Linked DNA regions of Homo sapiens: regions 1 and 2 are each linked to region 3. A link is a contact called in ENCODE Hi-C or POLR2A ChIA-PET data. All regions are on one chromosome and are shown on one strand. Each heading gives the region's core, a stretch centred on a gene start or an enhancer-like site at or near the end of the contact. The rest is flanking DNA. Distances are from core to core; before and after follow the strand shown. Region 1 has its middle 43 kb from the start of MKLN1-AS. Region 2 overlaps LINC-PINT (long intergenic non-protein coding RNA, p53 induced transcript). Region 3 overlaps LINC-PINT (long intergenic non-protein coding RNA, p53 induced transcript).

Region 1 (2,700 bases), core at 117-2,616, 220 kb after region 3:
TCCTTCCTTCCTTCCTTCCTTCCTTCCTCTCTCTCTCTTTACTGCTTTCTTTCTTCTCTTTTTTTTTTTTTTTGAGACAGCATCTCACTCTGTTGCCCAAAACAGGCTGGAGTACACTGGTGCACTCACAGCTCACTGCAGCCTTGACCTCCTGGGCTCAGGTGATCCTCCCACCTCAGCCTCCCGAGTAGCTGGGACTACAGGCATGCACCACCACAGCTGGCTAATTTTTGTATTTTTTGTAGAAACAGGGTTTCATGATGTTGCTCAGGCTGGTCTAGAACTCCTGGGCTGAAGCTGTCTGCGCATCTTGGCCTCCCAAAAATGCTGGGATAACAGGCGTGTGCCATTGTGCCCGGCCGAGAAGGCCCTTTCATTTCAACTCTCTCCAGAGGTAACCAATCTGTTGAAGACTGTGAGTGTCCTTCCCACATGTTTTTATAGTTTTACTACACAATAGGCAAGTTTTGCATGTTTAAACCTGTATGTAAATAGTGTACATATTTTTTTCTGTAGCTTTTTTTCTCAACATTGTGATTTGGAGATTTATCTGTGGTACTTGTAGAGCTAATCCATTCTATATAACATAACATTATATTATATAATACTGCAATGTAGTGCTCCATTGTGTAAATGTTCTAGAATCTATTCTCCTGTGGGTGGATATTTGTTATGGCCAGTTTTTTGCTATTCCAAATCATGATGTAAATCATGCCCTGGTGTACGTCTCCTTGAACACATGTGTGAGAGTTCTAGGGAATATATCTAGAACAAAAATTGCTAGGGAATAGGATATGCGCACTTCCGACTTGACTAGATTGCCTTCCAGCTTACTGTCCACAGCAGCTGAACCAATTGTTATATATCTCATCAATGATATACAAGAATTTGTCTTGTCCCACATTCTAACCAACGCTGTCAAGTTTTTTAAAAATACACATATCTAAGCCCTATTTTCATAGATTCTGATAGGTTCACTCTGGAGTGTGGTTTGAAATAGGCTACAGGTGGTTCTAAAACACAAATAAAGTTAAGTCTGCTCCAAGTATGCATGTGTATATGATCTAATATATTGATATGTGGATTGTCACGCTGAGGTTACTCTGGTGCTCTGTTGGTAGCATCTATGTTGGCTGGATTTAGATGTTTGAGGAAAGGGTGGGGAAGTACCACTGTCCAACATACAGATACACTTTGAATAAAAAAGCGGTCTGTGATTTACCAGTGCACTGGGCTGTAGTTGATCTAAAGCCCTACCTTTGCCAGCTACGTGAATAGGGTGGGCCCTTTCTAAGTGCTGCCTTCCCTCTCACCAGGTGTGTGGCTGGGTATCAGCTGTCAGGGCTTGCATACGTGCGGTCGCTTAGGGCAAGGTGCCTGTCAGCTATGTCTGCCAGCCCGCTGGGTGGTGTCACTGTGTGGAGCATTTGTGGCTTTTTCAAAGCCCTGAGGAATCTGAGAAGCAAGTGAGGGGAATGATGCATGAAAACAAAAGGCAGTGGAAAGAGTGACCAGCCAGCAGGCTCCAGCAGGCTAGAACGCTCTGTCCTTGTTATTACTGCTTCAGGAAAATGCTGCCAGCTTCCTGGCAGGGCCTGGAAGGTAGAGGCTTCTTGAGAAAACAAGGATAAGTGATGCGTACTCTGAGGCTGAGATTCCGGTTCCCCAGCCTCCCCGCTTTTCCAGCAGAAGCTGCAGGGTGAGGATGGGGAACCGTTTGCTCCTTGGTGGGTTTGGCCAGTCTTTCATTCTCTCCTGGCTGCTGTCCTAAGAGTTTTTTCTCCTTTCTTCCACTCATAAGCAGCACGGCTCTGGTCTCAGAGGCCTAGCAGGGCTGGCCTGGGAGGGAAGCTGGGCGGTGCCCTAGGCAGAGTTGTTCCCTGAGGAGTGATGTGAAGGTCAGCCTAGGGGAGGAAAAAGGGCCTCAGCCATAATTCCCATTCAAGGAGTGTTTGCCAAAGATGAACCTCCTGGTGTGGGGCAATGAGACACGGGATGCGCTCATACCTTGTCCACTTTCCCCCTGGTACTGCATTCACAGGATAGCCTAACCCAATTTTCCGAAATGAGGTAGAAGCTCAGCAAAGGTAAGCGTTTCCATGTTAACTTATTATCAGATGGATGTGAGGACCTGTCGTAATTGGACTTGCCGAAAGTCAACTTCTATTTTCCCTCCTGACAATCACCTTTCTTTGGCATATAAAATACATGGATGCAAATTAGGGAAGAAGTCAGCATTCTTTTCTTCTCTTAAAAAGTAGCGATGAGGATAAAGAATAAAAATAGGCCTCTGTAGATACAATAGGGCTGAGCTGAGGGTGTGGTTTGCTTGGCAACAGCTCAGGCAAAGCTGTTTCTCTTGGTCCTGGAATGCCCTTGACTTCACCTCTGCCTGATGCAGTCTTAAGAGACCAGCTTGATTGTGAGTTTTTTTGGTGAAACTCCCATCAATAGTTAGTCATTCCCTTTTTTCTGGCCCCATAGCATTTTGCTCTTATAAAAACCATTCATCATATTGCGTGACAATTACTGACTTGGGATCATGCCTTATTCTCTGCGTGTGTTTCCTCAGCATCTATGGACTTTTTTTTTTTTTTTTGAGACACAGTTTCACTCTGTCGCCCAGGCTGGAGTGCAGTGGCGCCGTCTCACTGCAACCTTCGTCTCCCGGGTTCAAGCGATTCTCGTGCCTCCACCTCC
Region 2 (2,730 bases), core at 14-2,513, 170 kb before region 3:
ATGGCTCCCACAGTGACCAGCACGTGCCTTAAACTCAGAGCAGGTCAATCAATCAAACTCCTTTTAACTGAAAGTTTAGGATGTGCTTTTGCCACACTCTCAAGTAAGTAAGTAAATTCATCAGCAAATACCAAGTCCTAAAATAATGAATGGTACTTAGGAAACACATAAAGAGTGGTAGAAAACTAGATGGGCTGGGGTCATCCTGTGGAGGCCCTGGACGGCCCGGCTAAAGCATTTGGAACTCCTCTGTAGAAGTGTTTTGATAAAGAAATGATGTGATTGAAGCTATGCTTAATAGAAGATGAATTTGGCAGTAGGATGGGCTGGAGGGAGACAGTCGCTGTGGTGGTAGAAAGAAGAGGTGAAGAAGTGTTGCCAAGCCAGGTGAGAGCGTTTGCTACCATCTGCACTAGCACGCAGCGCCGTTCCTCTAGGGCCCCTGGAGCTTAAGGTAGTTCTTTTCTCACATCTGTCGCACTTAGGAAGATCACATGGTGATGCTGGCTTTTATTCTCCCTCCCTTTCTTCCTTCTAATAATTAGCAAGCAACAGTTATCTGCCAGACACTGTGCTATTACACAAGGGGGAGAGAGATGAAAGGCAGTCTCTACTCTGATGCCTTGTGGGAGAGGAAGAAAAGTATCTGGTTAAAACGCAGCATATTGAATTCTCTGATATGCCCTCCCTCCCTCTCTCTCCCCCTGCTGGCCAGTCTGTCTTCCATTTCTTTCTTTTTCTTCCAAAAAAAGGATCTGAGGCATAATGAAGGAAGTCAGCTAGGAATGGGGAAGAAGGAAGCTAATCTAATGCGAGGAATCCCTGGAGGAGGTGGCACCTGAGATGACTTTCAGGTGAGCAGGTATCAGCCAGAGGAAACCAGGAGGAAGGGAGAAGAGACGTGCGCAGACACAGGCTGGGGCAGAGGAGTGGGCTTAGCGGCCTCCTGAGACATGAGCTGGAACCTGGAAAATGAGGAGCCATGAAAGAGCTTTAATGAGAGAAAGACAATGACATCTACGCTTTAGAAGGATCGGTCTGGAGACAGCAGAAGGGCTTATCGGAAGGTAGTGACTCTGTAGTCAAAGAGATAGCAAAGTACAGATTTGAGAGATGCCACAACAGACGCATTAAGCCCTGGAGCTGGAATGATATGCACACTGAGAGAGTGAGGGAGTGAGGTCCTTGCTGAAGACCTTTAAAATGAGTTTATTTCACCCAGAAGCTCCAGCAAGGGACACACTCACTGCCTTGTGCTGGCCACGAGGTGGCAGCCTCGCACAGCCATTTTAGCAGAAAATGCGTCCCATCCTCACCGGCGCTCACCACCACGTGGGCAGAGCCACTAAAAAAATTCCACCACGGGGACAGGAGCTCTCTGAGCTTGCCCCATAAACACGCTTTTCTCCCACAGAAAGCCTCCACAGAAGCAATGAAAAAGTCAGTTGATTTGGGGAGAGAAGCGTAAAAGCTCGTGCTCTTCAGAGAGCTCTGGGCTGTTTCAGGGTGGCGGCCGAGCCCTCTGACAACTGCGAAGAGACGGAGACAATACAGGCTGGGGATGAAGCGGTTCGATGAAGGGCATTACCCCCAACGAGAACCAACTGGAGAACCAACTCGTGGAGAGCTCGGGCCCCATGACTCAGTCTGACCCGACGCTGGCGAATGCTGCTGAGGACCCTGAAAACCTGCAGGGACCCTGTCCCAGGCCAGCGACAGCCACCCCTCAGGGCCCCTGGTCTCTGTCAGGCAATGCGGGTCATCTGAGGGAGGCTGGGCCACAGATTCCACGTGTAGCTGGGAGGGGTTGCTGCGTCTGGCGAGGCAAGGGCTGCTGTCTAAACTTCCAAGGGAATGGTGTGGGCACCCCAGGAGGAAGGGATGCCCTGACCCCGCTGCATAGTCGAGGGCATGGAGAACCCATCCGACTGTGGCCTTGTGGCCCATCCCCATTCTCTGACGGGCTCATTGTGATTTTCAGCCACTTGCTATTTGCCACTCAGAGGCAAAGCGGCTGCAAGAGGTAGGAGAAAGCAAGAGACTCCCTCACCTGGAATAGAGCATCCACCGCGATCCCAGAAAAGACAAATCCCGTTGCAGGCACTTCAATCCACACAGCAGTCCTGGGATGAGGGTCCTGTTACCATCCCCATTTCACAGATGAGGAAACTGAGGCACAAAGCATGAAGTAACTTGAACGTGCCCAGAGTCACACTGCTAGCAAGGAGCAGAGCTGGAGTTTAGGCCCAGGTGGCCTGACCTCAGAGCTTGTGCACTACCCGCTGCCTGGTACAGTCCACAGAGAGGGGGCCAGTGCCCGGCCCAGAACCACATGCCCTGGGGCTGGAGACAGGTCAGGGCAGCCGAAAGGTGGAGCGCCCTCTCCAGCACTTCTTCCTCACCCCCTGCGGCTTTCTCCTGTGCTCCGACTGCCACCACTTGCTTGGGCAGCCAAGCATGACAAACTGGCCAGCCACCAAGCAGGACTTTTCAGAGGAGGAGTAAAAACCCTTGTATGAACGTACACTCTTCTTGTCACACACAAACGCCCTTCCTTCCACCTTCAAAGGTGATTCTGAGACTGCCCGTTTTTATCTTTGCTTCAGTTGTGCTTGATTTACAGCCTCCTGAGGTGTTTTGTTTTGTTTTGTGTTTTGTCTCTGTCACCCAGGCTAGACTGCAGTGGCGCGATCTCAGCTCACTGCAACCTCTGCCTCCCGGGTTCAAGTG
Region 3 (2,887 bases), core at 70-2,569:
ACATGCAAATATAAAGCTCTTGGGGGCATACCCGAGTGTCTGTCTTGAGAGCCAAGGTTTAGCCCAGGTAAAGGCACCCGATATGTATGTCTAGAATGAATGAGTGAATGAATGAATGGAGAGGCTTGGACTTGAAATACTATTTGACAGGAGACTACTAAAGGTTGCTTATCATAGGACACGTGTGACGAAACCATTTCTGATGAAAACTCTTGCTTTCAATACATAGAATGAAGTGGAGGAGTACAAGATATAAAGCGTCATTAGAAGGCTATGAAAGTCATCTGGACATAAAGTAATCAGGGCCTGGACTGGGGACTCAAGAACTAAAAATCAGAAGTGCAATGGAAAAAAGTGGTGGTTATACATCAGTATACCTACTCTGCTTGTTTTATTTACTAAGAATGTCACAAGCATATAAGAAAGTGGTGTTGCACATTTTAGATTCATTTGTTACTGCATTATGAAAAACAGGATGGCATTTTTAATCTAGTTTATCTGATCCTGAATTTTAAGAAGGGTTTACAGCATTTCAACTAGACTACTTACCCTTGGTTTCTTTTCCAATTCCAATAGGAAATCTGCAGGACTCAATCTGATTCCACCAGAATCATGATCTCTGTGGCCTCCTACTGCTAGCTATCTAGAATGGCAGCTTTTGTGTATTTAATACTTAAAACAGTTCTGTAGCAAATTGTTCTATTAATGAAAATAGTAGAGACTCCTTCTGCCCTCTAGTTTTTCTCCCATGTATGTAATAATGACGACCCCAAAAGTAACATCTTAGACATGATTCACAACCAGACCAAATCTATGATTGAGGTAAACAAAATATATACAAAGCTAAGAGTCATTAATTAGATCATTCATGTCTCCAACATCATTTCCTGTAACAATCAATGAGAAGCAATTCACAGATTCCTTCTCAGCTGGGTGCAGTGGCTCATGCCTATAATCGCAGCACTTTGGGAGGCTGAAGTGAGAGGATCGCTTGGGGCTAGGAGTTCGAGACCAGCGTGGGGAACATAGCAAGACCCTCCTCCCAACCCCCCCCCCCACCCATCTCCATTATTTTTAAAAAGGTATTTTTAAAAAAAGAAAGAAAGAAAAACAATTCTTTCTGTTTTAACTATTGTTTGCACATATCTTATATACCATGTGGTCTTCATTTCACCCCTGGCACCTTTACTTACCTACTCTGCTTCTTCATGACTGGTCACGGTAAAAGCTAATTAGTGCTTCTGCCTGTCAGAAGACTCATTCTTGACAGTTCTTGCTGACAAGCAGTCTTAGTCACAAACAAATAGGGCTTCACGTTCAGCCAGACTCTAAGTCTCACCGTCCCTCTGGGAGGCAGCAGAGAGTTCCAGCTAACTCGAGAAAAGACAACACAGCCAGAGAGGATGGCTGCCTGCAGGCTGACAACGCTGTTTCAGAGCACCCTAACACTTTCGACACAAGTAGATTACACCGGGGGAAGAGTTTAGGGATGAACACGGGAAAAGTACATAAAATCTAAGCAAACAAACAAAGCCCTCCTCCAAAAAAAAAAAAAAAAAAAAAAAGAAAAGAAAAGAATTATTAACACCAGGGAAAACAAAAAGTTGTGCTGGAAAGAAAAGGCAACCATAGATTATATAACTCAGCTGGGAATAATGTTTTCAAAGTCCTAACAATGTAAATGCTGAATTATTCAAAATGTAATTATAATGAAAAGAAAAGGGCTATGCACATGGGGTGGGGGTGCATAAGATAAATTCTCCTGGCCGGGGCGGTGCCTCACGCCTGTAATCCCAGCACTTTGGGAGGCCGAGGCGGGCAGATCACGAGGTCAGGGGATCGAGACCGTCCTGGCTAACACGGTGAAACCCCGTCTCTACTAAAAATACAAAAAAAATTAGCCGGCGCGGTGGCGGGCACCTGTAATCTCAGCTACTCGGGAGGCTGACGTAGGAGAATGGCATGAACCTGGAAGGCGGAGCTTGCAGTGAGCCGAGATGGCGCCACTGCACTCCAGCCTGGGGTACAGAGCAAGACTCCATCTCAAAAAAAAAAAAAAAAAAAAAAAAGATAAATTCTCCTTTATCATGAGAGGTCAAAGGTAATGCCTAACACTGAAAAAGTAAGAAGAGGATAGAGCAATGCCTGTTTAGAGAGCTGGAGGTAAACAAGCAGAACAATCCGCTCTAAGAGTTGAGCTCAGAGAGCAAGGGATGGGGCAGGAGTGACAGCGGGGAGACTGCTGGTCTTTGTAACAAGCCTTGTACCTAACAAGCTCTTGGAATATGCGGGTTGTGTGCATGTACAACTTTAGAGTTAAATTAACACTAGTTTAAAAGTGGCCAAGTAGAGACTAGAACCCAGAGTTGCTTAGTTTAGTGCTTGTGCCACTGTATAATACCCTTTATAAAAAATTACATATATTTTCCACTCTTGAATATAGAGAAAACAATGATATTTTATCAAAACAATGTAATGTACTATTGTTCTTGTCAAGGGTATTGTGTTTTCATTTCATGGACAAAGAAAAAAATCAAATATTCAGCAGTTGAATTGCAGACATACCAGTCTATAATAGGGGCAGGGAAAAACACAATATTCTTGAGTAAGACCTTCTCTGTTAAGGGGCACTCTTTTATTACAGAAACACATAAACACACACAATAAAATACAATGAGGTATCTCAGCACTTTGGGAGGCCAAGGTGGGCGAATCACTTGAGGTCAGGAGTTTGAGACTAGCCTGGCCAACATGGTGAAACCCTGTCTATAATAAAAATAAAAAAATCAGCCGGGCACAGTAGCGGGCACCTGTGTTCCCAGCTACTCGGGAGGCTGAGGCATGAGAATCGCTTGAACCCAGGAGGCGAAGGTTGCAGTGAGCCGAG

What was found. A loop is a pair of places that touch in the nucleus more often than their neighbours do. ChIA-PET counts read pairs that join two places held with the same protein, here RNA polymerase II (POLR2A). Pooled maps may share reads with other maps.
Region 1: a loop to region 3 is called in a map of cardiac septum, with 2.5 times the contacts of the local background. The contact joins two enhancer-like sites. A Hi-C loop is called at or near these places in 1 of 168 maps with a recorded cell type or tissue (cardiac septum). POLR2A ChIA-PET finds 5 or more read pairs at or near these places in 10 of 52 experiments (BJ, CD4-positive, alpha-beta T cell, MCF 10A and 7 more).
Region 2: a pooled map shows a loop between it and region 3 (6-fold over the local background). The contact joins two enhancer-like sites. A Hi-C loop is called at or near these places in 1 of 168 maps with a recorded cell type or tissue (adrenal gland) and 8 of 50 pooled maps. POLR2A ChIA-PET finds 5 or more read pairs at or near these places in 17 of 52 experiments (A673, AG04450, BJ and 14 more).

Annotation. Positions count from the first base shown.
Region 1 is chr7:131,283,375-131,286,074 of GRCh38, forward strand. It overlaps a transcript of MKLN1 not described here. Among named protein-coding and RNA genes, the nearest start is that of MKLN1-AS, 43 kb to the right of the region's middle. Within about 2 kb of position 1,367, at least 17 of the 41 ENCODE cell types and tissues checked have a DNase peak (open chromatin) inside an H3K27ac peak, as active enhancers do.
Region 2 is chr7:130,895,873-130,898,602 of GRCh38, forward strand. The region is part of intron 6 of LINC-PINT (long intergenic non-protein coding RNA, p53 induced transcript); the gene reads right to left. Among named protein-coding and RNA genes, the nearest start is that of LINC00513, 16 kb to the right of the region's middle. Within about 2 kb of position 1,264, at least 28 of the 41 ENCODE cell types and tissues checked have a DNase peak (open chromatin) inside an H3K27ac peak, as active enhancers do.
Region 3 is chr7:131,068,057-131,070,943 of GRCh38, forward strand. All of the region lies in intron 2 of LINC-PINT (long intergenic non-protein coding RNA, p53 induced transcript), which reads right to left. Among named protein-coding and RNA genes, the nearest start is that of LINC-PINT, 40 kb to the right of the region's middle. RefSeq lists an enhancer at 1,925-2,069 and a cis regulatory region at 1,997. Within about 2 kb of position 1,320, at least 21 of the 41 ENCODE cell types and tissues checked have a DNase peak (open chromatin) inside an H3K27ac peak, as active enhancers do.